2 separate regions of the Homo sapiens genome follow, and region 1 is linked to region 2. Evidence: chromatin loops called from intact Hi-C (ENCODE). Cell type or tissue: A673. All regions are shown on one strand. Links, peaks and the distances in the headings refer to the core of each region. The heading gives the core; the rest is flanking DNA. Region 1 overlaps SPATA8-AS1 (SPATA8 antisense RNA 1). Region 2 has its middle 44 kb from the start of SPATA8.

The links. Peaks named below come from ENCODE experiments on the same cell type or tissue, not always from the same donor. Only the 100,000 strongest peaks of a DNase experiment are listed, where the experiment ranks them.
Region 1: a loop joins it to region 2, with 2.1 times the contacts of the local background. A loop is called at or near these places in 2 of 110 quality-filtered maps.

What each region holds. Positions count from the first base shown.
Region 1 is chr15:96,760,336-96,776,648 of GRCh38, forward strand. It overlaps SPATA8-AS1 (SPATA8 antisense RNA 1), which reads right to left. Exons shown (of 4, transcript NR_102753.1): 3 at 12,411-12,510; 4 at 11,670-11,801. Among named protein-coding and RNA genes, the nearest start is that of SPATA8-AS1, 15 kb to the right of the region's middle. In A673, for the core only: no CTCF peak of the experiment used is centred there; no DNase peak of the experiment used is centred there.
Region 2 is chr15:96,819,143-96,835,455 of GRCh38, forward strand. No RefSeq gene overlaps it. Among named protein-coding and RNA genes, the nearest start is that of SPATA8, 44 kb to the left of the region's middle. In A673, for the core only: no CTCF peak of the experiment used is centred there; a DNase peak (open chromatin) is centred at 7,889.

The DNA of each region.
Region 1 (16,313 bases), core at 3,364-11,363, 59 kb before region 2:
TGAAACCCCGTCTCTACTAAAAAATGCAAACAATTAGCCTGGCGTGGTGGCGGGTGCCTGTAGTCCCAGCTACTCAGGAGGCTGAGGCAGGAGAATGGTGTGAACTGGGGAGGCGGAGCTTGCCACTGCATTCCAGCCTGGGTGACAGAGCGAGACTCCGTCTCAAAAAAAAAAAAAAAAAAAGAAGAGTTAACCATATCAATTCAGTGATCTCCAATATGAAATGTAAACCTTTACAGTTTTCATCAAAAGAAGAAATTTCATTATTAGCTTGCATATTCCTGTACTTAAGGAATAACAAGAGATTTCCAGCAAACCATTTCTTATTTGTTAAGAATCATTGGCTCTCTTATGTTTTGTGGGTTTTATTAAAATTTTCTATTTTGCTGCTAATTATGTTTTCACCTTGTTTGGGACTAACATATGTAAACCTGACCCTTGTATTTAGAAACACACAAAGCATGGAAATGGGGATGGCAATGTAGTGTTTCTGATTAACAAAGGCACAACCTGACCTTACAACTTAGCACTCATCCAGTTCTATGGTAAATACAACCATATTACACAGTGTGCCTCAATCTGCAGGAATCTTAGGTCATGACCATTCTAGAAGTCTTTGGATCACCAGTTGTGCCCTCAACAGTGTTTTGTTTCCACCTGAACATCCCAAGTGAAGTCATTATTGGTGATCGTATTTATGGTTCTCCTGAGTTTCATGATAACAATTTGAAAATGTCAACATCTGAGTTTTATGAGATTAAACTGTGCATGATCCTCTATTTGTCTTATTAATCTTGACTAAGATTTGCTACAAAAAGATGAAATTTAGCATCCTTGCCAAATTTTGTGGGCTCAGTTTTCTGAGCCCACAAAATTTACATCATCAGTTTATCCTGCTGTGGACTTAGCTAGTAACACTGTTTCAACTTCTGCTTTTCTAAAAAAAAAACCAGAGTAGAATGAAAGAGAAGAGGGGAAATTAATAGTTGATCATCCCTAATATTTTCAAATGTGTTCGTATTACTTTAATTTTAGCTGAAAAGGTAGCACTCTCCCTATTTGACAGAAGATAAAATGCAAGTCCCTAAAGCCAAACATTCTCAGCATCAGCCGTGAAAAGATAAGAGTTGAGATTTGATCTAGTTCTGAGTTTCCAAACCCTGGTGATACCATTGCCCCATTCTGAAAAGAAGAGATAAAGGAAAACAGTTTTTTATGTTCTTAATTTTTTTATTTTAAAGAATAAAATACACACTGTCAGGCTCCACTTTATACAATTCACCCTTCTCTCTCCTGCTGATGAAAGAATCCACTACTTCAGGGAGAGCAGTGTAATCGGTCCAGGTGCTAGAATGTCATTATGCTGCCATACTCTCAGGAAGGGCACTTCTGTCCTAATGGGACGTTAGGACAAGGCACTGAGGTTTGATCCCAGAACTGCAGAGAACTCCAGAAGTTTCACTTGTTGAAAATACTTTTCATAATAGCATTGAGCAATTCGTAATCATATAACATGCCTGACATGATTGCAAATTTGTTGACAGATTATCAGAAAGAGTACTATGTTTTTTATTCGGCTCTTGATTCATAAGTTCTTTTACACTTGGAAAAATAGAGGGCTGGAATCTCATATAGCTTCCTGCATTTCTGACATTATATCAGACCCACATATTTGTGCAGCCCAGGTGTGCTAGGAAGTGGTAGACAACTACATTGGTCTTGGAAATGACTAACATATTAATTATAGATGAATTAATCTAATATACAGTCAAGATGATGTGTATCAGACACTTGACTGGTTATTTAAACACATTTTTCTCTTTAAAATACAAAACATACATATTTCTCACAGGACATAGAAAATGTTTTCTGTGGTATAAATTTTAAATTCTTATAAAGCATTTACAACAATGTTTGACCCATACTTAAAACAACAATAACAGCTATTATTTATCAAATGCTTAATATGTTCCGGGTACTTCATGTATATTATCTCACTCCACGAGGTGTGTATCACCATATCCATTTTACTGACGACACAATTTTTTTTGTGGTTAATTAAGTAAGTGGCAGAGCTGGGAGTTTTCATTTATTCAACAAATATTTTTGAATGCCTAGCACTAGGCATATGAGTATCTGAACAATATGATGTGTTATATTCTTGTGTAAAGTATTGTATCTATGAATTATATGCATTTTACGATGTGTCAAAATGTTTTATCCTGATATATGCATTGGGAGCAAGAAAATGTTGGTTTGGATTCAAGTACTTTATTCAAACAAACTGGGAGGCTCATTTTATTCCCAAATCACTGGATTTTAGTTTACAGGACTCCTCTGCCTCCATTCTCTCCCTATGCTCCTTACCAGAAGTGACCTCTCTCTGGGACACCCACCAACTTCCTGTCATTACTTTAGGATTGGCTCTTGGCCTCTCTTCTTCATTATTCCAAATCCAAGCCATTTGCCAACATTTTGGTCTTAGAGCCTCAACTTCCTCAGCACAGTAACTTGCAACAGCACTCCATTTCATATGGGCCTGGTTATATACAATTTTGCTAAGCTTCCAAGAGTTTTTCCAACTTCCAAATCTTAAATCCAGAGCTTTGTCTTCTGGTGACATCTTTATGTGTTACTTTTCCTATTGTCTTCTGTCAACTGAGCCTACTCTTATTCCCCCAGATACAGATAGGTTTATCTTGGAATGCTTATTTCTGAAGTCTAGGGTAATTAAAACAGGATATGATGTCTATTTTCAAAATGGTCTCACAGCAAGTAAGTAACAGAACTAAAATTTTCCATCAGTTTCTATCTGTCAGGTCAATTATTCCGAGCCTCAGTTTCTTTAGAAAATAAAGGGATTGGATTTGATCATCTCCAAGGCCTTTCTCATCTTTAATATCCTGTAAAAAGAAAGTCTGATTATCTTTCTGCCGTACCTGGCAAGCCTAGGTAGCCAATTAGGAAGCAAGGATAAAGGTACCTAAAATGTCTACTTTCTTTTCCTTTTTATGTAATGAATGGCTGTGGCCAGGACCCTCTTGTTTCTGGGATAAGTCTCTTATTTGAACAGAACATTTAACACAGAAGATTTTCAAAGTATGTGGGTTTTGTGTCTATCAAAAAAGAAAACACGCACTCCAACCAGTGAATCCACCATTCAATGAGGCAGAGAACTGCCCTCTGGAAAGCAACCAGCATCTCAAGGGAGTATTTTAAGCACATCCCAGTGTTCATTCTAAACGTGTATTACCTTCACTGTAGAAGAGTTTGGGGTTTATAAGTGAGGAAATACCATTTTATATGCAGAGAGGATCACACAACTGTGGCAGAATAGAAATTACTTTTTCAAATTTTCTAAAGTAAAACCTCGAAAGAAATATCTATTTCTATACAACCTTATTGTCATTTTCTCTAAAGTCACTCATCTAGTTATTTTAAATTGGTTCTGAAACACAATCATACATTCAAAAACCTAGTAACAGGCTCTCTTGAATGCACTAGAGCAGTAAATATTAGTTTCGATTAAACATTAATCCAAAGGATATTATTTCACTCTCTTAAGCCTCATTGAGGTTCATTATTAGAAAACACGCCTTCAATATCTCATTTTACATTCTCACTCTAAAACTGTATCATGAATGTAAATTTATTTTATGATCCATTCTTAATCAGTTCAAGAGTTTATACTCATAAATTGGTTAAAATATTTTAAAATTGCATTTGTTCTAATTGCTTCAATAGAACAGAAAATATAAATTTAATATTTTTGGTATTTTTCTCACCATAAATTAAGCTTTTATAACTTTTAGCAGTTTTGTGGGATAGAATTAACCAAGATTTTTCTTTAAGATTTCTTCAATTGCTTCATGCATGGAAAAGACTCTCCCAAGCTGTGGTTATATAGATACATATTATTGTATTCTATTATTTTAAAAAACTTTTAACACTCCTTAAATAATCCATCCAATTTAATATATGGAAGTTTTCTGAAAAATTATTCTGGTTAATGGACTTTCTACCACAACATGAATGCAAACATTATAAGCAGCAACTTTTGCTATTTCAGACGTTTATATAGACATCTATTGTTGACCTAGGTCTTCATTGATCTACCTGTATGATTGACATACTGCTGTCAATGGAATGTCTGCAAAGATTATTGAAATATGCAAATAACCGGCCAATGAAAAAAAATAGGGGAGAGAGGGTGCATCCCTGCAGCCCCGCACGACGGGCCCGCCGCCTTTGGTGACCCCCGCCCCCCTCCGGCCTCAGGGTGGGTGGCGGCCAGCGCGCCAAGACCCTCGGGAGCCCCGCCCAGAGCCTGCTCCGCTCTCAGGCCGCCCAGGCTAGCCAGCCGCCAGCCGCGCTCGCCCATGGAGATCCTAGACGAGTTCGACAGGGGGAAGCTCCAAGAATCCTTCCCAAAGACACCTGGAGAGGGCTGAAAGGAGGGAGAGAGGCTCAAAAACACGTGCCCTGTTGCCCGTACGGGCTTGGGACTGGCCAAGGACAGGGGCCAGTTGTCAGGCACTACTCATAAACTAGGGATGAGCTTTGCCCCTGGTGCAGGGACACGCACACAAGTGTGTGGTTTAAGCATGTATGTGCCAGTGTGCTGGATGCAATGCATTCTACACAACCGTGGCCACAATGTTGCTACCTCTGTTGCCTCCCCTGCTGGAGATTCTTCACACTGGTGATGCCAAAGTGCCTTGCTTGATTCCCCTTCTCGAGTTTGGAGTCCCAGCGAAGCTGCTGACCAAGATATCTCTAGGCTTTCACGCGGCCTGAGGACAGCCTGAGTCGGTCTCTGGGAGTCTAGCCCAGTGACTGCAAACTCTCAGTTGGGTGATTCAGTGCAGTGTTAATTGAGGCCAAGGCAAACACCTGTGGTTAAGATGCGCAAAGGCTGTTTTACTCTTTGACACTGCCCAGACCCGTTTCTAAAAATCAGAGGCATAAGAGACACAAAGCCTCATTTTCTCTCTCACAATATATGTGTGATGGTTGAAGTCATACAAAGCTGCCAGCCTTGGACTCACATTCAGACTCCCTGGGCTTGGCAGGAGAAGTCCTCAGTTCTGGATATTTTCTATGGTCCAGGCCCTTGGCTGTGTGCTGCAGAGAGATACTCATCAGACACAGAAACTACACTCGAGGAGTTTTCTTGCAATATATGGAGTAAGGGTTTCAGCAACTCTGGAGACCCCCTCTAACATGTTCCTTTAGGACAGAAAATAATCAGACTTTCAAACTAGGAAACACTGACTCCCATAAAATTCATTCATTCTGCACTATTTAAGACACTGTTCAACATTAATTGAAGATGGGATGATGATTTTCTTTGTGTCATCCCATAAAGTCTAATCTTTTTTGTTTGTTTGTTTTTGAGATTCCTGTCTTGCTCTGTTGCTCAGGCTGGAGTACAGTATCACCATCATACCTCACTGCAGCCTTGAACTCACACACTCAAGCGATCCTCCTGCCTCAGCCTCCCAAACAGCTGGGACTTCAAGTATGTGCCACTATACCCAGCTTTATCTTCTGTATTTTTCTAAGAATGGGAAATAAAATTTGAACAAGCTTCTGGAAAAATTATGATGCATTTGGCCAATTCAAAATGATTCATTGTCTTAGAATCTTAGACTTTTAAGTGCTTGTATTATTTAATTTTTTTCAGAAGATTGGTTAAATATTCACTTTGCCAGTACTTACTAGCCAATAGATTTTTAAATTATATTATTCATGAGATATCTCAATTTCTTAATAACTTAAAGAAATTATAACTCTTTTCAATATATATCCTGTTGGATTTTGAAGATTTGGGATTTGGAGGATTTATATAAAATAATATTTTTTCATTTTTAAAACTAACAAGAAATTATTATTTCAAATAGTTTTATGGACAGTAATGATAATTTAAAATATACGAATATTGGATTTTAATTTGGTTTGTTTTGTTTTCTCCAGTGTAGTATATAAATATCATTAGTGCAGTTTTACCAAATTTCAGAATACTACTCTCTTGACCATCTGTTAAATGTCTATTTAATGCACAGCTTTCCCTGAGTTCATTTAAGAACATTCTGAATAAAAATGTTTACAGATAACAATTATAACAAGACTGAGTGAAGTTTACTGCGAAAATCTGGGAATTTGGATACCAGTCACTGGACAGTGAAAACGGAAGCCTTGTGCAACATGCTTCTGGCCTGTTCTCTAGGTTCATAGTAGGAACCGAAACCCTGGAGACTGCAATTTAACAAAACAGGGCTACAATTTTTCACCAAAAGAGCAGGATCACATGCACTCAAATGCAAGCTCACAACTGGCTAGTTTGCAGCTTTGAGAAGTCATCTCAAAATGAACGAATACTCTTCTTAATGCTGCTGAACATTTCTGGCCCATTTCCCCTACCACTAAAGGATATTTATTAAGGGCCTCACATACATACAATGACACTCAGTATTTTGCAAAGCCTATTGAAACACTCATTGGAGGCATTCTGTTGTTACTACTGCCCTCGGGGACTTTGGTTTATACTAAGTTTAGCCATTGTCTTGCCGTTTGGATGTCTAATAATGACCATAATCATCGTTGTTTCCTCCAAATGTTGCCCATGAGCCATGTTTTGCTTACTAGAAATTTTTCCTGAACTTACTACATTATTGCTTCAATGAATGTTTACAAATGAGTTAATTTTTCTTAACGCACCTACGAAAGGCATCTTTTAATTCTATGTCAGGTCCTCGCCCAAATTTTCATAGCTTGTCTCTGACGTGATTTCCTGCTTACTGGATCCCCCTCCATGGTCCTGACTTAGTAAGTAGTCACAGAGGATTTCTGAGATCCCTGAAGCCAACAGAGCTTTAATTTGTATTAAGTCTCTTCAGCAGAGCTGAAAAGACATTTTTAGAAAAATTCTGAGTACAACCACTCACTAAAGACATTGCAAGTATAGCAGGTTTAGCAGTTAAAATTCTTACTCCACAAAAATACACAGATTCAAGTGATGCAACATTATTTACTTCTTTTTTCTTCCCTTTTTAAAAAAAATAAAATCTGCCTCTGAGTTCCCATCCCTTTTGGCATAAGCAAAATTTATCATCACTTATTTGAGGGCGCCCTCTTTTTTCTGTTCCTCTTGCCAAATGTTTCAGAGACTATACAAACTCTGGTCTTTGATCACAGTGAACACTACTGTTCTAATGTCTATAATAGGCACAGTTCACTGGTGATGGGCACTGGAAGCCAGGATCCTAGACCCCCAGGGTGTAGCTTCCCTAAAGCCATCTCCTGGGGTCCAGCCACCCTGAAGCCATCTCCCCCTGGGGCCTTCATGCATTGATTCAACAAACATTAACTGAGCATCTACAATAAGCCGTGTTTTCTAACCCCTGGGAATGGATGAGTGAACAGGTAAAGTCCCTGCTCTCAAGGAATTTACAGCGTTTTGGGAGAAACCAAAGACAAGGAAGTGATGAGTTCCCAACCACAGAGATAATCAGGGGTGCCAGGGGAGTCTTTGGAGTGAGTCTCTCCTGGCCCAGGGGAAATTCCGGAAGACTTTCAGAAGAAAGTCAAGCCTAGGGCGCATTCCAGAGGATCTCATTCCAAAGGAGTGAGAAGAACGGTGGCAAGATGTCTATTTTAGCAGAGCCATAAATACGTGGCTAGGTCAACACAGAGAGAAAAGTAGCCTTTCAGAAAACTCCAAGTGTTTCCTTAACACATGCTGCTGTGAGACTAAAGCCCAGGGCAAGTGATAAAGGAAATTTCCACTGACCACTTACAAGACCCAAATGCCCCCCACCGAATCTCCAAGAAGAACTGAGGAGGTAAAATCTTCCCTGTGATGCAATTTCTTGCCTTCCCTCCTTTGGGTGAAATTCTGGGCCAGTTCCAGAATTTTTCCAGAAACTTTCAGGTAATAACGAGTCCTGGAGTCAGTTTAGTCATAAGACAGATCTATTTCAGTAACTAGAATACCAAGTCCTGTGCAAGAGTCAACACTGTGAACTTCATTTAGAGCGTTTTCCCTCTCTTGAGTAGTGGCTAAGGCGGGTACTCACAGTGGGAGATGAGGGTGTGGTTTGCAGTTTTGAGCTTTGCTTCTTTCTCCTCATCCCTGCTGGCCTTACTGTGGACCCCAGCATTGAGGAATGGGGAAGTGGATTAGTTTGCCCCTGATCTGGCTGTGGTACATGCTCAGGGCTGACCCTTACCAGGGCGCTAAGTATACCTCAGATTGGTGCCCTGACCACGTCTAACTGCACCCTCCCAGCCGTGGGTAAATCACATCCCAAGGTCAGCAATTGCCTCTTCTTTTACAGTCAAACACTCCTCCCTCCCTACCCGCAACACTTGCTTCCTAGAAACTCTCCTGGATGGGATTTAAAAACGGCTCCTGGACAGGGCTTCCCCTTGAGTGGCAGGTCTGGTCAGTGCCACATAGCAAATCACACCGGCTCTACTCCTTTTCCATAGAGGCACGGCCAGCCCCCATGGAAACCAAGTCTTTCTCTGCCTGGCAGCCTCAGCCTGAGCCTCCACTTCTTCCCCTGGGGTCAGATATCAAGGCATCGTGCCCGGCAAAATTCAAGGGACAGATCCACCAGCATTCTTTGTGGCCATTCTTCAGTGTGAGTTCATGGGGGATACACTCCTCTCTCCCAGCAAGGAATACCAAAAATGCTCCCCCACTTCAAGACATTTCTCCAGAAAAGTCTTTTTTCTTTTCCAGACTTCCAACATTTTTAGACCATTCATATCAGTGCTGAACTAAGGTTCACAAAATTGGTATTAATGGCTGCCTCCTTTCTAAGTCAAGTTCCTTACTTTAAAAGATAGGAGAAATTTTCCATCTATTTTTCTTTCTTGGCTTGTTAAACCACAGTGAAAACAAAACAAGAAACCTTTTTATATATCTTGTTATGCATGACATGTATATAAAGAGCTTGAGCTTTATCTTGGTGACAGAGAGGGATTCTTACATTTGTTTAATAGTCTTGAGTGTGTTAACAAGGGCATGAACCCTGATCCAACAGGCATATTCTTGATGCTTTCTGTTACTTTCCCCACCCCAACCCCTCCCAGCAACCACCCCTAAGAGGAAAGGATGAGTTTCTGGTTGTCAGCTCCCCAAATGCTGCCCCCAGATAAGGGGCAGTGTTAATGAAATCAAATTAGACTGTGATAAGGAAGGGAAGTGGAGGCTCGGACACAGCATGCCACAGTCTGAGCCCCCAGCATATCACCTTTCTTTCTTCTCTTTATTACCTTCAGCTCAGTTGGGTCAGGCCCATGATTCATCTACAGCTGGGGTGAAGGTACAGAAATAGGTTGGGGTTCAGGTGAAGTGAGGAAGTGGTGGGCATACTTTGGACCTTCAGATCCTTCATGCTCTTGTGACAGCTTCCTCATCTGCCCCCTATATGTTCTCTGGATGTACCTTCTCTGTCAAATCACATTTCATGTCCCTTTCTAGGAACCAAGGAATAAAGCTGCCCCAGGCACTGCCTTCAGGGGAAGAGAGTGGCCTGGCATGGCCGACAGTACCACCACCTTCATGTCTGTGCTTCTTCCTCCATCTGTCCGGGAGCCTCCCTTTTTGGGCCTCTGCCATCAAATCACATTTCCCTGCATTGCTTTTTTTCCTGCTGCATCTTTAGTTTTCTTTTTCTGTGTTGCTCTCTTTTTATGGTCAACATACCTTTACATTGTCTTTCTAGACATCTGAAAAAAATTGACTTCTCTGTCTCCCCCATTTCCTTCTTCCTAGTTTGTCTGCTTGCCTCTTATTTTATTCATCTAATATAATTTTTAGACAGAAAGGGATGATTGGAGCCTGAATGGCCAAAGGGACTGAAGACAAAGCTCTCATTTTTTTTTACCTTGCCCAAATTCCTATCCTAAGGGGTCTGGGGAGTCATGCCCTATAAGCCATAAATCTCATCAGATGGGTTTTATTTGACCCTGTATATCATGACTTACTTTCCAATTTGACTCTGGAGTAACAAGGAAGAAAATCAAAGTATTTTACCCCAAAATATATTTTCTTGCTATACCTTGAAATTGCCCTGCGAAGTCTCTTGTGGGAAAAAATCCACATTCTATAGAAAATCCCCTTTCCCCTTTGTTTTCCTTCCTTTCTTTCAAGATCCAGGAGATAATCAACTAAGAGCCAGGCACCCTTTTAGGTCTGATAAAAAAACATTTTACAATCTGCTCTCTATCTCTGAAGTCTGCTACCTGCAAGATTCCTCTGCACAATAAAACTTGGTCTCCACGATCCTTTACCTTAACCTGAACATTCCTTTCCATTGATCCCAGGTCTTCAGACAAACTCAACCAATTGTCAACCAGAAAATATTTAAATTTACCTATAGCCTAGAAGCCCCTGCTTTGAGTTGTCCCAACTTTCTGAACCAAACCAATGTATTTCTTAAATGTATTTGACTGATGTCTCATGCCTCCTTAAAAATATATAAAACCCAGCTGTACCCTGACCACCTTGGTCACATGTTCTTAGGACCTCCTGAGGGCTGTGTCATGGGCCATGGTTACTCCTATTTGGTTCAGAATAAATCTCTTCAACTATTTTATGGAGTTTGGCCATTTTTGTCAACAGGGCAATGTGAGAATAGAAGGCAAGGGACAGGGCACCGTTTTGCCACCCTAGAGGCAACTGGTTCAACCAGGATCACCCTCCTTCAAAAACCATGTGGAAATCTCATTTTCCCACTTTCTCACATGCCCCAGCCTCTGCCTCTACCACTGCCATCACTTGCCATGAGAAGAATGACATCTAAAGGGGAGTTCCCTGTTCATCATCCTGACCATCTGGCTCTTTATTCTCCAACTGGGAATAGAAAGAAGTTACCCACTGTGACCTTCTCGAACCCCACTGTGATTTGCAAATTCCCATAGGATGACTCCTTAAAGGACACTCTGCTCCCTGACTGACTCCAGCCTCCTTTCCCACAGTCCGCCCTTCCCTTCTCAACAGTGACATTCTCAGTGGGGGAAAACAAATTCTCAATTGAATTTGAGTTCTCAACACTACTAGGAGTTCAATATAAGATAAAGCTCAATAAATATTTGCCAAGTAAAGTGATTTTCATCAATGAATTTAGATAAAGAGTTCTCAAGTGTTTTCATGTATCTATTAAGTAAGTCAGCAGAAAGCCAACTAAAGCATGAAGGAAGGATAAGAAAATCTGAAGACAAAGGAGAGAAACGAGTAGATGAGCACTGGGACTGGTGTTTTTTTTGTTTTGTTTTGTTTTGTTTTGTTGTTGTTTTTTTTTTTAGGACATGAACCCTAAAGCTGGAGCAGTTTCTCTAAAAGTCTGAGACTGCTGTGGGTTTTCTACAACTCTGTGCCTGCACTGCTCTGGGACCTACAATGGAACGTGTCTCCTACAATAAACAGATCAAGACCAATTCCAGGTACCAGCTGAAGGAAAATCTGGGCCTAGCTTTTACACTTGGTCCTAGGGCTTTGACCTGAATTATGATGCAGGTTTTTTTGTGGTTCCCCTCTCTCTCACCCATATCTTCTCATGAAGAAACCTGGTTCAAGCTACAGTTGAAGCCCTCTGAAGTTGAGTTTACCATCAAACCGTAGTTTAGTAAAATTCCTGAGAAAGCAGATACCTTCGTGTGATTTACTCAGTAGATGTTTACTGAAAAGGGAAGAAGGTTGTATTCCAGGCTTTATGGTGGATGATGGCAAAGCAAACATAACAAGCTTCTATTGTGAAGAGCTCTTCTTTGTGGCCATTGTATCAAGGCTAAAAAGTCAAGGAGAAACAGTCCCCAGCACTTCAGTGCTCTTGTTTTGAAGACTTGGTGAATACAGCAAAGCATCTTCTAACTTCAACTGTCTCCCCTCCCTCCCTGCTGCCACCGGAAGAGGTTCTGTTGGGATGAGCACAGAGGCTTGGCTCTCCGCTCCAGAGCACAGGATTAGGACCTCACACCAGGCCAAAGGCCAGTGATTGCAAATGAAGCAAGCACCTCACTCCCTCACTGTACTAAGATGAGACAAGTTCCTGAGTTCAAGAGCACTTTACTGGATGGTGTCTAGTGGATACCAGACACCTCCTCCTGCCTTAAGTAGGGCAAGGGGCAATGATGGGGACCTAGACTTTGGATAGTACCCAAAAGAATTTTAAGAGTCTTCAGCTCTGAGTTAGAATAACTTATTTCAAAAGCTGAAGAGAGAAATTTTCCGGGGATATTTCAGTGGCCCCAGGCGATTCATACTTTTTACTCCTTTGCTTCCTTGTGTACCAGGAGCCTGCCTGGAGGTGGGGTTTGTGATGATTGTGGGGCACATTTCAGCCTTTTGGGCATCTTTCTGGCCTCCACCCCAAAGGTCAGAACCCCTTCTCTCTTACCTGTATCTTTCAACGCTTCCCTCATTTGCCTTTTCTTTGCATTCCCTCATCCTGCTCCTTTCTGAGTGCTTTCCTCTGTGGTTTTGTCTTTGTGCAGGAGCTGTGAATGTGTGGGGAGAAGCATGAGCATGCTAGGGACAGATGGTGGGCTCACTGGGACAGAATATTATGGCTAAAGTCCCGCTTCTGCCCTTTGCCCTCTCTGAATCCCTCCAGGTCTGTGACATGGACACCTCTGTTTCTGCCTTCTGCTGGCATTCTCTATCTGTTGCTTGCCTCCAATCCCCTCATCACTGCTCTGCACTCTGGATTTTCTCCTAGGGGAAGCAACCAGTTCTTTTGTTATTTTTCTGCTGCTGTCACTCTTTGTTAGTTTATTTCTATGCCTTGTTCTTTTTATGTATCTCTTTGTATCTTTCTATATAGCTATCTCTCTCCCTACCCTGCAGATTCTCTTTCCCTAGTAGGGACATTGTGGCTCATCCATTTGACTTTTTCTTTCATAGGAAGAACAGGACACTGGGATGGCTACGGCAGGGTTAGAAGGCAGGGGTGGAGTTGGACATCAGCAAGCAGCTTCCGGGCTGGGGGACCTTGTGCCCTGGAGGTGGTGTTTCATTCCTCAGGTCCGTTCTGGCCTTGCCTTTTCCTTGATCACTCTTTTTTCACTTTTCCAGTAGCCACCATTTGGTTAACAGACATGAAAACAAACCTTCTGACACTCGCCCCACTGGCTGTCTGTCTTCTTCTAGCTGGGAACTCTGATAATGGGGTTTCCCTCTCCAACTGTGGACCCCATTATTAGAATCACATCCAGAAAGGCTGACTCAGTCCAGGGAGTATCTACACTGTCAGCAAGCTTCTTCCCAGGAACTTCTTAAGCCCAACCCCAGCCATTCACAGACTAGAGGCTTCAAGGATTTTTTCCATTTGCCATCCAAGAAATTGACTCCCTATGTTAGCTTACAAACTCAACGTCACCTCTAATGTCTTGGAAGCTTCTGGACGCGATTTTACAAGATTGCTTTTTAGAGGAAAAGACATGGTTTCTCATTCATTTTTGAATCCCCAAGACTTATTAGAGTATATGCCTTGCACTTGAGCTTCCATGGATGTGTTTTGAATAACATTAACATATTAATGTCCAGTTCCTAACGTGTTTTATGGATATGAGTGACAATGCAATATCCAAGAGTCCTGGGGGCAGAAATGGTAAAGAATCCAGGATGTAAAGGTCTGGACAAGAGTGGGGAGAGAACAGAAATATAAATCCATGAGTTCTAGAAGGAATTGGGTATTAGCTTGTCAGGTAAGGCATAGCTTCAGTGTGTCAGAACATCTGCAATGGAGGAATCCTAATAGATCTCAGGCAAGTGGAAATCAGTGAGTTAGTGGCGGCAGGAATTCCCAGACTACACTTTCCCAAGCAGGTGTAGCCAAAACTACAGATCAAGACAAGTCCTTTGAGCCCTTAATGAAAAAAATAAAAGATACATATTAAATTTATAGATTAAAAAAATGCTTGTGAAAAAGAACAGAGTCCGCAAATGCTCATTTCAAAACAGGCATTCTCATTTGCAACACAAAGTCCTATTAGGAAAGAGATGTGGGTTTCCCAGGGAACTCAGGGCTCAGCATGAGTAAAGTCTCCTGACACAAGAATCAGTCCTAATGAGTCGTCTGGGAATGAATTGGGAGTGATCAAAGCCAAGAAACAGGAAGATGGGGAGTAATCCCAAGGAAAGAGAATAATGAGATAAAAAGGGTGATGACTGGTTCAGACCACCAGAGCAAGGCACTCTTATTTTTTTTGGAGATGGTCTCACTCTGTCACCCAGTCTGGAGTGCAGTGGCGCAATCTCAGCTCACTGCAACCCCCACCTCCCAGGTTTAAGCAATTCCCCTGCCTCAGCCTCCCGAGTAGCTGGGACTATAGGCGCACGCCACCACGCCCAACTCTCTCTCTCTATATATATGTATATATGTATATATATAAATGTATATATGTGTATATATGTATATATGTATATATGTGTGTATATGTATATATATGTGTATATGTATATATATTTATGTGTGTGTGTATATATATATATATATTTTTTTCATATTTTAGTAGAGACAGGGTTTCACCATGTTGCCCAGTCTGGTACTGAACTCCTGAGCTCAAGCAATCCGCCCACCTTGGCCTCCCAATGTGCTAGGCAAGGCATTCTTAACAGCCAGATTTTGCCTTGTCTTTCTAAAAGAATCTTTAATAATAGGTCATTTGATAATTTCCTATAGCATAAAAATGAGGTTATGCTCAAGCTTTTGTTAGAAAGCCATTCTTCCTCCTACCTTGGGGCAGGCAGTTCACCCTCCTTCCTGTATGGATATACATCCCTTCCAGGAGTGAAAAAAACTCAAAGTTTGGCCCTGATTGTTATTGTTCTTCCTGGGGACAATAGGGCCCCTTTAGTTTTGGGAGTGCCTATTTTGAAGGGAGAGTTTGTGGGCTTGGGTCAATCTAAATTCTCTTCAATGCCGAATCTGGGATATGGCTTGGCTTAGAACCAGATAGGGATGAAGACCTCAAGGGAACAGCCTGGAGGATGGAAGCCTAGTAGCTGGCCTCACAAGGACTTGAATTCCTTTAACCACTAGCCTCTCCCCTAACCACAGCCCTCTCTCTGCCGCACCCCCTTGCCTCCAACCTACACACACTCCAAAGTGCAAGCTGTCAGAGGGCTAACTGGGAGCAAGTCCCAGCCCCTCCCTTTGGCAAAACGCCCTATTTTCCTTTCCTCTCCTCTTAGGCAGCCTTATCGAAGCTCATTCTACATGGAGTTCCTCTCCCTCAGAAACTTATGCTGAAGATCAGAAGAGGGAACAGGCAAGTCAGACAGTGACCTGTTTCCGAGTGCCTCTGACCATCATGGTCTTTCATTTCCATCACAGTTCTCTTTCCAGAGCAAGACTGGACCAAGGTATGCATTCCTGGACAAAGGTTCCTGGATCCCCATGCCCTTGACCCAGCTCTGACTCCCCAGACCCCACATCCCCCTTCTATTCCCTTTCCCTCCCCCGCTTCCTTCCCCTCCTGTCCTGTCCCTTCCCCTAACCTCCCCTGCACTCCATGTCTGTTTTCTTCAGGACTCTGCTGCTCTTCTCTGCTCTTGCTTTCCATACTTTGCCTTGCTGCAGGACATCCTGCATATCCTTCAAGAGCAGGATGCAGGATGCGTCTGTGTTGGTCTACGTTAAAAATTTTAATTGTCTACAGCATGACAAGATAGGTACCATGAAGAAAGAAAGGCCTATGGACGTTCCAGGGAGGGCAAAGGAACCTCCTTCACCAGATCTGTTGTTTGAGTTTAACCTCATTAGCCAGATTGTTCTCATTGCCGCCTTCCTTCCTTGCTGGTGTTCTCATTGCCGCCTTCCTTCCTTCCTGGAAGGCTCCACAGACAGGAAAGGGATAGTCCATGAGGGACAAATTCCTGATCCATCACTTCCCTTCTCTTGGTTTTCTACTCTCCACCTGGAAATAGCAGAGTTCCTGATCCAAGCACTGTATTTCAGTCACCCAAGACCACAATCTTGGAAACCTCTGCGCCCCCGGGGAGTGAGAGCCTGTTTCATTGCCATGTGCTACTCTGAGGACAGGCCAAATATCTCCAAAGGCATTTCCATTAAAGAGATTGCCAGGCCTTGCAGTCTTTTACTATGGCTGCCTTGATGACTCTAGGGTTCTCTCCTAGGCATCAGGGCATAGGGGACATTATATTGCATTTAACATGGGACCACAGGATTACACACTTGATTGTATGCCCCCTTCAGACTGGGAGCTTACTGCAGGCAGAAGGTTCTCACAGGGCAAGGACGCAGATCCTTCTCTGACTTAGCAGATTCATCAATGGG
Region 2 (16,313 bases), core at 3,734-11,733:
TGGGCAGATAAAACTGAAGAATAAAGTAATTTATTGACTTATCTGGTGAGGTTACCTGAATAGGCTATATCCTGGGGAAAGACTCAATATCAAGGAAATCATAATGGTTTACAGTGGATGAGGATGGGGTGACATGAGTTGAGGCCATATGAGGGTCTGGGCCATCAGAAAGGAAATCTGAGGATAATGAAGGGGTAGGAACTTTTATGGATAAGATGGGGATGCCTTCTGAGATCTAAATGTTCCAGGTTGTTCATCTCCCTGTGAAAGAACTTCCAGCTTGGCAAATACTAACATGTGAATTAGGCTGGAGGTCACAATGATTAGGAAGACTGATAGGTAGGTACAAATGCTGCCACATTGGGAGATGTAGCATTAAGTCTCAAAATTCTAGTGTGTTAGTTTGTTCTGCAGATGTTTAGTAAGTCTGGCTGTGGTGGGGATTATACCCCTTTTGTTCTTATTTTCTGACTTGCTTATACAGATGGTCCCCGACTTAAGATGGTTGGACTCAGAATTTTTTGACTTTAAGACGGTTTAAAAGCGATATGTGTTCAGTAGAAACCATACTTCAAATACCCATATAACCATTGTGGCTTTAAATTTCAGTACAGTCTTCAATAAATTACATGATATACTCAATACTTCATTATAAAATAGGCTTTGTATTAAATTATTTTGCCCACCTGTAGGCTAATGTAAGTGTTCTGAGCATGTTTAAGGAAGGCTACGCTAAGCTGTGATGTTTGGTAGGCAAGTTATATTAAATGCTTTTCATTTCTTAGTATATTCTCAACCTATGATGGGTTTATCAGTCTGTAACCCCATCATAAGTCAAAGAACATCTGTATCTCTCTTGCTAGATGAGTGTTTGTAAACAGTCTCAAATCCTTATTGGAAAAAAATGAGGTACAAATGAAGACATATTATAATGCCTTAATGATGTTGTTGTTTATCATGTATTTAAAAAAATCAAATCCTCTAACTTGAATGAATCTCAGTGCACTTAGGTGTAATGGGGTGGACGAGACACCATCACCAACACTTCCACTGGCTAGTCATTCTGAATATATATCAACATAGTTGTATTATTTCTGGTGATCCCTTTTAAAAGATGAAATTTGGACTCACTTTGGAAAAAGTTGTTAGCAAAATGTCATTTAATCTTGGTAGTTGGGCAATGAGGCAGAACGTTTTGCATGTTTGCAAAATAAGCTTCATTTTGATGCATTTGGTTGTACTGATTATATTAATTAACTTAACAGCAAGTGTGAAGATTATTTATGATGCATTAAAAATGATTGGACCTTAATTGCTTCCCTGGTAGAACAAGGGACTTGAATTTCAGGGTGAGATTTGTAAAAAATTTAGCTTGCTGGTATGCAAATTCAAATTTTAGAATTGGTCCTTTGAAAACAAATGAAATCCCATAATGGGAAATAATTATGCATAATATTTCCCTCAGAAAGCAGAATTCAGATGTTTTATCTAAACAAGATTTTTTTTTCAGTTTATGCTTAAAAAGTGTCTCTATTTTTATTGTTTAAAGATATTCATTCATTTACTTTAAGACATTCATTCATTTATTTTAGGAAATAAAAATATAATTTGGTGTTTTGGTATTTGCCTGTAATATCTAAGACCTAGGCATCATGAGAAATATAAAAATGCATCACAAGTTAACCTGTTGATTTCCAAGATTTCTTCTCTTAGAACATCCTCAGGTAATTTTATATTTTTAAAACTTTAATATTTTAATTGTATTTTTCAGTTGAAATTCTATTCCAATTCCTTTGAAGACTTTTTTTCTCTTCCTTTACAAACTCAGGACTGAATACTTTTCTGTAAAACACAATTCTTTCTTCTTCTGCTTCTGCTTCTTTTCTTTTTCTGTTTGGCTATTTATGTACCATGGGCACCAGGCAATTTCTGGATGTAAGTTTACTTGGATTCTTCAAGTTTAATAACTCCATAGAACTTGCATTACCTGTTACCAACAGTACATTTATCACACAAGAAAATGCACACATCTCCAATAAGCAATAAGCCAAGTATGAATAATATTGAATATGTCACATGTAAAATTTAGCTTACTGGTAAAAGCCAGATTCATCATTTAAAGGAGTCTTTTAAATCTCACATATAATGTGTTTTGTTTCATTTTCTTTGGTTCTGAAGATTTTACCTTTCTTGGTAGGAGGCAGGTGTGTAGTAGATCAAAAGTTAGTGGGAGCAGTAATCTACATATCTTAACCAACATAGCTACTTCAGGCCATAATTATTATAGCTACCGTGAACAGGTTCGCACCTATGTTTTCTGGTTCTTAATGCATCTAAAATAGAGTTTGAGGCTGCATAGTTTCTATGAATGCATGTGTAATGTCTGTTTGATAAGTGTCTTCTCACACCCTGAGGACTTTTATAGGCAATTTGCATTTCACAATGAGAGAAATCAGCTGGAGAGGGTTTATTGTTTTGTATAATAGAGAGGAGTGTGAAAATATCCCAGTTCTACAGATGGCACTTCTCGTTAGCCTTGAACATATACATGTGCAAGGATTGCTTTATCTTAACTAATACAGCCACCCAAAAGGCTATTTTTAGAGGTGAATTCACAGTTTGGTTGGATTGCAATAATTACTGGAACTTCTTTAAAGATAGACAGAGTATTTATTTGAACTCCTGGCTGTAGAGTGACTTCATAATACTGGGAAGGAAATTTCCTTTTGTGCTGGTCTCTTTTAAACTGTGGATTGCAATATGTCTATAATGCGATCAGCCTGATTTTTAAATAACTCAGAAGACAAACCAGGGACTCCAGAGCCAGTACAAATGAAATCATATGCATATGTGAACCAAAAAAGCTATGGTGATAAAACAAAAACCTCTACTCTAAAGAGATCTTTGAAAGCAAACCACTGCATATAAAAATGCATACCGATGAACAACAAAATCTTATCAGACAACTTCAGGATTCTTGCAGTTTATAAACTTTGCTTGAGTCTCACAGCATTTCATCTTCAAGTTGAATATTAACTTCTAAATTTGGCCAGGGATTAATGAAAAATGATTCCTGTGAAACCCCATCTCTACTAAAAATACAAAAATTACCTGGACGTGGTGGCAGGCACCTGTATCCCAGCTACTCGGGAGGCTGAGGCAGGAGAATCACTTGAAACCAGAAGGCAGAGGTTGCAGTGAGCCAAGATCGTGCCACTGCACTCCAGCCTGGGCAACAAGAGCGAAACTTTGTCTAAAAAAAAAGAAAAGAAAAGCAATTCCTATTGATTGATGGATAGTACTACTGCCCAGTTTAAATAAGTATTTATATTTATATTTATATTGCCAGGAAAAAAAAACGATCAAATAGCTCAGCAGTTCTCAAACTTTTGGTCTCAGGATATTTTTTCCACTCTTAAAAGTTATTGAAAATTCCAGAAAGCTTTTCTTTGTTAGAATTTATATATATTATATATATATATATATATAATATATATAAAATATATATGTATGTACATACATATCGTATATATGTACGTACATATATACACTATATATAACTCTAACAATATGTATGTACATATATACATATATACTATATATGTACATACATACATACACTATATGTATACTATATATAGTATATATGTACACACATATATAGTGTATATATACACTATATAGTATACATATAGTATACTATATATACTATATACTATACATATAGTATACTATATATACTATATACTATACATATAGTATACTATATATACTATATACTATACATATAGTATACTATATATACTATATACTATACATATAGTATACTATATATACTATATACTATATATATACACTATATACTATATATATAAAATAAACTATATATATACTATATACTATATATATACTATATACTATATATATACACACTATATACTATATATATATATATATATAACTCTAACAAAAAAAGCTTTCTGGAATTTTCAAAACTTTTAAGAGTGGGAAAAAGAACCTGAGACCAAAAGTTTGAGAACTGCTGAGCTATTTGATTGTTTTTTTCATGACAATATAAATACAATATAAATATAAATACTTATTAAATAAGTATTTATTAAATACTTATTTAATAAGTATTTAAATATATAAGTATTTAATAAATACTTATTTAATAAGTATTTAAATATATAAGTATTTAATAAATTTAATAAATTTAAATATAAATACTTATTAAATAAGTATTTAAATATAAATACTTATTTAATAAGTATTTAAATATAAATACTTATTTAATAAGTATTTAAATATAAATACTTATTTAAACTGGGCAGTAGTACTATCCATCAATCAACAGGAATTGCTTTTCTTTTCGTTTTCTTTGAGACAAAGTTTTACTCTTGTTGCCCCGGCTGGAGTGCAGTGGCGTGATCTTGGCTCACTGCAACCTCTGCCTTCTGGTTTCAAGTGATTCTCCTGCCTCAACCTCCCAGGTAGCTGGGATACAGGTGCCTGCCACCACGCCTGGCTAATAATATACATATATGTACATACATATATACACATATATATATATTTACCAGATTAGAAGTTAAAACTGATAATTACTTTAAATGTTTAAAAGTAACTTTAAAATAATAATATGAAACCCATTACATGTTAAAATACACAACACTTATAATGAAAAAACAAAAATAATAACAAAAGTGGCATATTGGTAATTTTTACACATCTCCTTCATGTCTGGCTTAGTAGAAGGCAACTGGGATTTCATATCTGCCTTTAAAATCAATCTATTGTGATATGTTCTTTTGTTGAACTATATAAAGAACACTTAGCATTACACATACATTTAGCTGGATGAGGGAGAAGCATTTTAATAATTCTTTCAAATAGTAGTGGATGTTCTTCTTTGATATTACACCAAAACTCAACAAATGGTAGTTTAAAAGATTAATTGCAAAGTACAATCATAAACTATATTAACAAACATTAATAAGCTCTGGTTACATTAAAATTATTTGAATCTTGCACTTTGAATGGATGTTTTATCCACGTATAATTTTATATTATGCAGTGACTATTTATAAAATATTAGCTCACTAAGTTATGTGGGTACTCTAAATGTTGACATATTTTATCATAAAATATTTAAAAACCCACATTCATTAACATTACCATTGACATCAACAAAGTCTTTAAGTTTTGAGAAGCTGTCATGCTTGTGGAAGTGGACCCAAGTTTTTCAAAGTTCTCATATTTGCTTGATAGCTCAACTTTTCCTGGTAACAAAAACTGTCAATGGCTCTTATTGAAGGGATAGGATGACACAATTAATTTCTAAAAAAGGTTTGCCAAATACTTAAGACAAAAAACTATGTTTTGTCTGTCAGTAATTATCTTAATTAAAAATAGTACTTTATGAAATGCAACTCAAACACCAGTGCGTTTTCTCGTGACAACCATTTGACAGACTTCACAAGTGCTTGGTACATACTGCCTATTCTGTTGAATAGAAATTAAAAAAAAAAAATCTCTATGTGTGGGCCAAACTTTTGTAAAAGTAAACATATTTACTGCTCTTTCAAGGACTTTCTTAAGTAAGATGGTCATTTCTTTTTTATCAAAGAGTGTGTGGTGGTGAAGAATACAGGCAAGTTGAGGCTGGTGCCATGGCCTTGTTTCAAGCAACAGCACCAGCAGTTTTATGCTCCATTTATTTTGCAAAATGAATGCAAATGATAACATGGTGAAAATGGCAAATAATGTCTTGGTATTATTATGAGAATTGGTGTGAACTCACAAACCCAGTGAAGATGTCTTGGAAACCATCAGGAGTTTGCAAGCCACATCTTGTAAACCATTGACATCTCCAAGCACATGTAATAAAATACTCACTCCATTTGTGTCTTACCAGTCTTTCCTAATGGATGAAGGAAATCTTACTTTGAGTGTTCCAACATTTTTCACCTATTCAATTTGGGTCTATGACTTTCACCTAACCACTTAACATGAGAGATTTACTAGAACAAAGAAAGGACTTCTAAAGGTAATTCTTAAATACTGCTAAATATTTCTATATATACACCAAAAAACCCAAATAGCAACATGTTTTATCTGTCATTTATGAGTCAGGATCAAATCAGAAAGAGAAAAACTACCTGAGGTATTTTAAAAGATATAAGTTTAAAGATATAAGTGAATTGTTTAATATAGGGAAATATTTGAGGGCCAAAAGAACAAAAAGACAATATTTTAGCCTACTAAAAAAGATAACTACAGGCTGGGCAGGGTGGTTCAGACCTGCAATCCCAGCATTTTGGGAGGTGGAGGCAGGTGAATCACCTGAGGTCAGGAGCTTGAGACCAGCCTGGCCAACATGGTGAAATCTCGTCTCCACTAAAAATATAAAAATTAGCTGGGTGTGGTGGTGGGCACCTGTAATCCCAGCTACTTGGGAGGCTGAGGCAGGAGAATCGCTTGAACCCAGGAGGCGGAGGCTGTGGTGAGCTGAGATCATGCCACTGCATTCCAGCCTGGGTGACAGAGTGAGACTCTGTCTCAAAAAAAAAAAAAAAAAAAAAAAACATTAACTACAGAGCACAAGAGCTCTCTGAATATAGTGCTCGGAATATAGTGCTCAAAACTCTGCAGGGCTTACCATCCTGCTTCTGCTGCTGCTTCTAAGGTGGGGAAAGAAAGCTGGAGGCTGGAGCCAACCGCTGCTGCTGGGGCAAATGTCTAACCGCCAGTGCTGCAGGGATGATGATAGTAAACAGCCAAAAAGCAAAAAGAAAAGTTAAAGAAAAAAAGGGAAGGGAGAAAGCGATTTTTCTTTGACGTCCATGTCCCATTCTCCATCTAGAGCTTCCTGTTGTCAGAACTGAGGACAAATTCAGCATTAAAGGTATCAGCAAAATGTAATTTTTCCAGTCTCAGCCCTATTATCACATAGCAGAATATAGGAGCTTAGATTTGTAACTGAGTGACAATAGACAAATAACTAGCATGGTCACCGCTTTGGACACTCAGGACCAATACTCACCCTTCTACATGGGTTTGAACCACCATGCAACAGTAACAATTTTATGCTTTGCTCTAATAGGAAGACAGTCTCTCCTGCAAACAAAGGTGTTTCCATCCATGCCCCCACAAGCAGACATTCAAAATCCTAATAGTGATGGTACCTACCTCATGGAAGTCACTGAACTCATATCTAGAAGATATTTTTTCCTGTTCCAATATAGTGTTTTGTTTTGTTTTGTTTTGTTTTTGAGACTGAGTCTTGCTCTGTGGCCCAGGCTGGAGTGCAGTGGCATGATCTCGGCTCACTGCAATCTACGCCTTCTTGGTTCAAGCGATTCTCTTGCCTCAGTCTCCCAAGAAGCTGGGATTACAGGTGCCTGCCACCACGTCCGCCTAATTTTTTTTTTTTGTATTTTTGGTAGAGAAGGGGCTTCACCATGCTGGCCAGGCTGGTCTCGAACTCCTGACTTCAAGTGATCTGCCCGCCTCGGTATCCCAAAGTGCTGGGATTACAGGTGTGAGACACCACGCCTAGCCCCAGTGCAGTCTTAACTTCCTACTTGATTTGTAACTTGGAGACAGAAACTCAGAAAATGGTAAGAGAAGAGGTGGAAGGTAGAATTAGTTGACTCATATGAATATATAACATGAATATAAAATTGTACAGAAACAACTTGCTAAGCTGCTACAGTTCTTTTGCTGTAATTGGTTACAAAGCAGTTGTTAGTCTTTATAACATCATTCTTCCACTACCCATTTCATGTTGCCTTTCTCCACAGGCAGCTTCAGTGGTGGTACTGTATTTATGTAGTTGTTATAATTTTCAATTAACTTTTACTACTGGACATTGAAGTACTAAGAAGCATGTCAGAGTATTTCCTGACTTCCAGACACCCTTTGTTCCCTCATTGCATTGTAACAATCCAACTTCTTCTTGACAATCATGGAAATCACTTCAGCCAGTAGAAATGGCCTCGTCCTTGCCTGTTTGATTGACATTAAAAACCCAAATTGGCCCAGTTACAGTCTCAAATTCCAATTCAATAAAACTGTTGTGTTGCTTACTGGGAACATACCTCTTTTAGGGAAAAACACCTTTAGTTAAGCAAAGTTTAAAAGGCAGGAGAGTTTCTGTAAGTGGATTTTTTTTAGAAGTAATGGAGAAATCATTTCTATTTTCACCTCTTGATTCTGCAATTCCTGTACTTGGGCTATGGGAGAAACTGCATCTTACATTGGTTACTATTCAAGAAAGTATATTGCATCTTATAAATGAAGTCTTCTATACATCCTATACATTTTTTCAGGGTGTTGTCTCCCAACTGAGATTTCTGTAGGATACTCCACCATTTTATCAGACCAGTTGCTTCTGAGTGATGGAGAAGATTAGCTAATTCTGTGTCCATGAGGCCACTAAGGCTCTTTTTGTATTTGTTGACAAATGTGTCTCTTGGTTAGAAGCAATGTTAGGTGGAATACCATGATAGTTAATTAGGTATTCCTGGTGAGGAGGGTTGGCCTTTGTCCACGAAATTTTTAGTTTTTTTCTATTTGATGATTGGGAGCCTATTCTGCAAAGAATGCCATGTAGTAGAAATTCACACAAGACCAAACAATCTCTAAACTCTGTGTCCATTCTAAGAGCTTCATCTATAAGCCTCTCCCCAGACTTCCTTACTATCAATCTTTTCCCTTGCAAATTTTTGGTCATTTAGCTAATCTGATGCCCACGAATTAACATATACCTACATCCTTGACCATTTTTCAGTCCAGATAAAGTGGATCACCAAATGCACAGTTTAAAGTTCTGTCCACTGCGAGGATTTTCTTTCAGGCACTTCCCTATTTGTACCTGCAGTACTAAAACCACTTCTGGTAGGTGCAAACATGTTGTGCGGGAACATTTGTAAGTCAGGCCCAAGATTTTTTCCTTCCCAGTAACATTTTGTCATGAGGTCAGAGGCACGGATTGAGTAAGAGGAGGCAATGAAGCAGGTAGAGGTGAGCTATGAGCCCGAGATCCTGACACGTAGCTTTCAGATCCGCTCAAGGTATATATCTTATCTACAGTTCTCACCTGATGGTGGAATGATGATGGAATTGCTGTTGTGTACATGAAGCTTTATAGTAATACCAGGTTTTGTTTGTTTGTTTTGAGACAGAGTCTCACTCTGACGCACAGGCTGGAGTGCAGTGGCTCGATCTCAGCTCACTGCAACCTCTGCCTCCCAGGTTCAAGCAATTCTCCTGCCTTAGCCTCCAGAGTAGCTGGGACTATAGGCACGTGCCACCACACCCGGCTAATTTTTGTATTTTTAGTAAAGATGGGGTTTCACAATGTTGGCCAGGCTGGTCCTGAACTCCTGACCTCAGGTGATCCACCTGCCTCGGCCTCCCAAAGTGCTGGGATTATAGGTTTGAGCCACCGCGCCTGACCAAGGACACCCGTTTTTAGAACACCAGTTTTATGACAACAATCTCAAGCTACGTCATCATTTGATGTCTCATGATTAGGCTTTCAGGCTATATAAGAGCCCAGCAAAATATAAAAGCTGTTTCTCCAAATGAGAATAGATGTCTGCCAAAGAGGGTATCATATATATATTTTTTAGCTGCATCTCTGTGGATCTTCACTGTGATCTCTCTATTGTAGCTTGTAAGATGCGCCACACAACATGCCTGTTTATCAGATACAAGGAGTACCCAAGCATCTTCTGAGTCACAAGGATGAATGAACAGAATTGCACACTGGATGATGAAATGCTACATTTTCCCCTGGGTCTCACTAAGCCCTGGTCACTTTATAGTTAAATTAATAAATGGGTTGTATTAGCACACCCAAATGGGTCTACATTGCCCCTAAAATCCAAAGAGCCTACCATGCAGTGTGAAGCATAGCAAGTATCTTTCACTTAAAGGGATATTCTATTATATTCCAAATCATTGGATGCCCTGAAATTCACCAAGGTGGCAGGACTGTGAATTTTTTGGGTATTTCATTCTTACTCTCTGACATACATGTGTCTTAATACATTGTTTAGGGTACTTGCTACTTCCTGCTCATGAGGTCCAATCAGCATGTTGCCATCAATGAAGAGGAACAGCATGATGTTTTGTGGGATATGCTTATGATCGAGACCTCTGTGAACTAGATTATGTCAAAGAGTAAGATATCTGACATAGCCTTGAGACAAGACAGTAAAGGTGTACTGTTGCTCCTAACAAGTGAAAGCAAACTGCTTCTGGTGGTCCTTACAAATTGGTATAGAGAAAAAAAAGTGTCAGGTGTTGGGAGATGTATTGGCTTACCCTGATAAATAATTAATATCTGGAGCAACTGCTATAATTGGTTAACCTTATAACATTAATTAAAATCCACCATTATTCTCCAATATCCTTTTGCTCTGGCCCAGTGACAGAGTTAAATAGAGATAGGGATCTCTATTTCCTGTCTCTATTTAGGAATCTAAATAGAGGTAGGAATCTATCTGTATCTTTCAAATATTTCTTAATGACAGTGATTCCTATAATTCCCTGAGTGGTAATATTTTTGCTTTACCATCATGAGGAAGAAAATAATTCCAACCTCTCTTGGGTATTTGTACTGTAATAACTTTACTGGTTGTCTGGCCCTTACTTGAGCTGTTGCTTTACAACACAGGACTTGTTGTTTTTTTTTTCTTGTAAACTCTTCCATGCATTTGAAAGCAGCCAACCCACCATGTAATTCTTGTGGTCATTATTACTATAATAACAGTAAGCACATCAGCTACTTGGTCTTCCAAAGCACTTGCTTCAAAAGGTGCTTCACTCTATGCAAACAAAGATGATAATTTAATTCATCCCACTGTCACTGCATGACAGGGATCAGCAGTATCCTATTTTTCACTGGCTGTGCTCATGTGCAAAGACATAACCAAATCAATCCTAGAATATCTCCTTTGAGTGTCTTATTCATGGTACCAAGTACTGTTTTTTCCAGGGTCTTACAGGAAAAGAGAAACCAAACCAAATATTTGAATAGAGCTTATTGAAATTGGCTGTACAGGTTTTGTAGTAGGAGGAGGCAAAAAGAAAAGAAAAAGAGAAGAAAAGAACACCGAAGAAACCAAGATAACGAACGGAGCCATCAATCACTTCTAGGGCTGAGTGAACAAAGAGAAGTGTTGAACTTCAAGAACAAGGAGCTTGGACGAGGAGCCCCACTGAGCATGACTAGTTGGTGCTGATACCTTGGAGAAGGTTTGATAACACTGGTTCTGAGAATGCCTGAAGAAGCTGGAGGCTGGAAATAACTGCTGCCAGGAAGCTCAACTGGTACTACAATGGTAGCTGTCAGAAGTCCCTTCTGTCGTCTCTCTCATTCCAATTTTCCTGTAGTGCCTCATATTGACAGAATCCATCAAAAAGCCAGCTAAGAAAGGAATCTTGGAAAGGCAGTTCACAGCGTCTCAATGCCAACATTACAGGGCAAAATATAGAAGGAGCTAAGAGATCATACATGAATAATTGGCACATGTGGACATTTCTTATTTTCTCATATTGGTGGTATGGCTCATTTATGAAGTTAATACTGGACATTGTGGGGAGGCTGTGTAAGAAGTGTTAAAGGGGATCAGGGATACATTCACTTCTCTTTTCCTTTGCTAGTTCTGTGGTCTTAAGCAAAGTAGCCTCAAACATCAGTTTCCTCTTTTATAAAATGAGGAAAATAATACTCATTACCTTGCATGCATGATATAATGATTACATAACATACATGTGTGTAAAGTGCTTAGTATCATGATTGATACATGGAAAGAATTCTCTTATTTGGGTTATTAATTGAGAAAACTCCTTACAATTTTCTTTTCTTTTCTTTTCTTTTCTTTGAGACTGAGTCTTGCTCAGTCGCCCAGGCTGGAGTGCAATGGCGTGATCTCGGCTCACTTCAATCTCCACCTCCTGGGTTCAAGTGATTCTCCTGTTTCAGCCTCCAGAGTAGCTGGGATTACAGGTGCCTACCACCACACCCAGCTAATTTTTTGTATTTTAGTAGAGACGGGGTTTCACCATGTTGCCCAGGCTGGTCTTGATCTCCTGAGCTCAGGTAATACACCTGCATCGGCCTCCCAAAGTGCTAGGATTGCAGGCGTGAATCACCGCACCTGTCCACAATTTTCTTGTTATTGGTACCCTTTCATGTTGGTAAAATGTATTTTATTTTCTCTTATCAAATAATTTTCAATGCAATGAGACGTCAACTTTAAGCCCAAAGTAGACCAGTAGTAAAACTAAGGCTGAAACCATTGATTGATTATTACCATATATTGTCCTAAAATATTCGGCTTTTAAAACATTTGGTTTCATTTTTCATGATAAAAATATGTAGCATTTTTGCACTTTTAATTCACTTTGTAGAGTTCTCAATCATTTCTAACACATGCTTGGCAATGACAAGCCATTTGTGAAAGAGTTTTGCTGGCTTTAAAATATATGCAAATGTAATATATTACAATCGTTACACAAGAAACTAGCCCAGTAAAGCTGGTGTTTTTTAAATCCCCCTGTGCATAGCAATCCCTCTTATAAAGAGGCCTAAATACACTTGTGAATTGCCTTCCAAGTATTTGCTTAAACTAACACATAATTGTGAAACTTAATAATTTTCATGTGTGAAGGCCCTGTTAGGCATCTGAGATGGAAAACCTTCACAGGACTCACTCAATTCCAAGCTGACTCTGCCTCATGCTTATCTTCCCCAAAGTTGTGGATCAATAACATTTTCTTCTCTCTCTAGAAGAGCGTCAAGAAAAGACGGTAGGCCTGAATCTGGAGTTTGGGTTGTGGTTGGCAAGGCAGTGGCTAAATAGTGCTAAGATGTAAAAAGCATTCATTGGTCATCTAACATACCCTCTGAACTACACTATCATTTAGCTAAAGAGGAAATTAAGAGTTTATTCTGGAAATCTAGGAGTTGAGCAAGCTAACATATCTGCAGCCAGAAAAAGCTAGTTCTCAGGTGACATAAATACATTTCTAATGTCTTTAAATTGTGACAAAAATTAGTCAGGCATGGTGGTGCACTCCTGTAGTCCCAGCTACTCTGGAGGCTGAAGCAGGAGGACACTTGAGTCTGGGAGGCAGAGGTTTCAGTGAACCGAAATTGTGCCACTGCACTCCAGCACTCCAGCCTGGGTGACAGAAGAGGGAAACTCCATCTGAAAAAATAAAATAAAATAAAATAAAATAAAATAAAATAAAATAAAATAAAGAATTCACTTAGACATATTCAGTGATCAGGAAATTAACACTTTTTGGCAGGTAGTATGAGACAGGTTACCCCAGGTCCTTGGAGGTCTGATTCTCACCTTGCTAAGGAATTCAGGACAGAGAGCTTTACAGATATCTCTGAGTTTACCCACTTGACTCAAAAAAAATCCAAAATCTTTTTTAATCAACTTTCCTGGGGCAAAGTGGTGGGAGTTTTAAGGCAGTTTGATGTATTATCTTCTCAACCAAAACCTGTACTGTTTCAAGGTTACAAATTCTGGTCGCATACATTATTATTTACATTTCCATACCCATATTTTGGATGAGTGCTAATATCATTTTCTCAAATAATCTAATTTTATCCACTATTGCAGAAGAGGAAGGAAGAGGAGAAGGACTGTGTGAAACATGATCTCCTGCTTAACACTATATATTTACATGAACATACATCCATGTATAAAAATCCATGCATGGATTAAGAAGTCATAGCATTTGCACTCCCCAAATCATTACATTGAATAATCCAGAGCTGTATTACATGCCAAGGAGTTTACCTGTCTTACTTTTTGTTTGTTTGCATGTGTAATCATTTTCTGCATTGAAATGAGCTGATCTCCAATTGGCCCGTGACTCTATTGTCTATTAACGTGGTGAAATGTTGTCATTTGTGTTTATCCCTGTAGTCAGCAAACCAGCCTGTCTGCCATCATATAGAAGAGACGTTCTAATGAGTCACCAGTTTCCTCATCAAAATGGCAGCTTGTGGAGACGTTTCTCAGAGAAGCAACCTCAGCTCATCTCACCTTTCTCTTGATTTTTGACACTTTCAACTACTTTCCCAATACTGTTAAAAGGAAACTACATCTATAATTGGAGGAAGAGGTGAAAAGAGATTAAAACAGGAACTGCGTTCAAGAAATGGGGTTTCTGCCTATATAGCACTCATTAGTTCCTTTCCTTAGTTCCATTTTTCCGTAACATGGAATAATTTAGAATAAGGAAATCATGCATTAGGAGACAGAAAGGTTATCTCTCAAATCCTTACAATGCCATTTGCCTTTACCAAATGCAAAGTTTACTGATTTTTGAGCTTCCTGTCTACATTTGGGTACGCTCACATTTCTCCTTTAGCTGTGCCTCCGTCATTCTTTTAAGACAGCTCCTTTGTGGCCTTCTCTCTTGGAGTTAAGCCTTAATGATTTGTTCCGACTTTTCATCTCTGCCATGAAAAATTCCCACCCTCAGCCTGCAGCAGGCCTGACTCCTTTCTAGTGTCATCTGTGTACGGGGCAGATTGTAGGCCCTTCTTGTTTTTTTATCTGGTAGAATAATTCAGATGTCTTTAAAGCAAATGCACCAATAAGGCTTGCTTTTGTCAAGAAATAGCCAGAAACCCACAAAGGTCTATTATTCTTTCTTACCTACTTGAAGGGAAAAATCAGTCTACTATTCCATGAACCCCACCAGACCCACCCCTGCATCAAGGCTTTTTGTGTTTGCTGTCCTCAATACCTGGACTTTTCCTTCCCTTGATAACTAAATTACAAGCTAACCAATGCATGCCCCATCCTTCTTATCTTAAAGCAATTTTATCCCTCCGAGAAACTCAAAATTTACTTATTTACTGCATTTATCATCTGTCTGCCTCCATTGGATTAAAAGTTTAGGTTCCTCCTTGCCGCCATTTTGGTTTTGTTTTCTGCTGTATCCCCAAGTTCCTGGAGCAGTGTCGGACACAACACAGCATTTTTCCGTAGGGGTGTGAAATGGGGGGAGTAGTTGATCCTTTCCCTTTAGCCTGTATTCCTCTTCAGCTCCATCCTTACCATCTTGTCCTGTCTTCCTCATAGCTACCTCAGGTAGCTCAGAAAGTATTATACATTCCCAATTTACTCCAGACCCTGTGGAGAGGTGTCGGTAGCTTTCTAGAACTGCCTCTGTTAACGATCAATGATGTCTTGCATAAATGTCTGTTGAACGCCTGTTTTACCAAAATGCTGTGGAGCCCTGAGGTGGAAGGGCAGATACACACCCACAAGCATAAGTCTCTTCTTTCAAGGAATCTAGAAACAGAGAGACAGGCACTGCGAATGGACTAGGGCCCCAACATGGTCATTGTTCCCCCCACCGCCCACATTAAATATGGTACATGGAAATGGAACATTCAAGTCAAAAAGCTCTTGAGCACATTCAGCCTAAAGTTCTAATTCATAATTAATCAGAATGCCGATTTATCGTAACATTACAGATTAAAAGTATTGTTAATGCATCACTTTTAAAATTTCATTTATTTCTGCCTTTTTTTTTGATATGGAGTCTTGCTCTATTGCCCAGGCTGGAATGCAGTGGTGCGATCTCGGCTCACTGCAAGTTCTGCCTCCCGGGTTCATGCCATTCTCCTGCCTCAGCCTCCTGAGTAGCTGGGACCACAGGCACCCGCCACCACGCCCGGCTAATTGTTTTGTATTTTTTTAGTAGAGACGGGGTTTCACCATGTTAGCCAGGATGGCCTTGATCTCCTGACCTCGTGATCTGCCTGCCTCGGCCTCCCAAAGTGTTGGGATTACAGGCGTGAGCCACCGCGCCTGGCCTATTTTTGCCTTTTATTTTAAAACATTTGTTTCTTGGGTATAGCATTTTCTCAGGACGTTTCCCAGCTTTCCATTCTCTTCAGACTGTGCATTTTACCCTGTTAGGATTTTCCCTTAAGTCAATTCCTAGGCTTTATGTCACATAATTAGATAAATCAATTAAAACCACATACTTCTTGTTATTTTGCTAGTTCAACTTATGGTATTGCATGCAAAATATGTTGTTATGAGAAAGTGTTAATAATTTTTCTTGCATTATATGTGTTTTCTAACGTGCTATATTTTCTAAACATAGGCATGGACTCATTGTTCTCTATTAAGCATTATAATTATTTCTGTATTAAATTTAATATATTTTTCTTACATTTACTTTTGAGTTGTGTCCATCACATTTACATTTGCAGTTTACATAATTGTAATAGAGTTCAACCAAATAAAGATTTA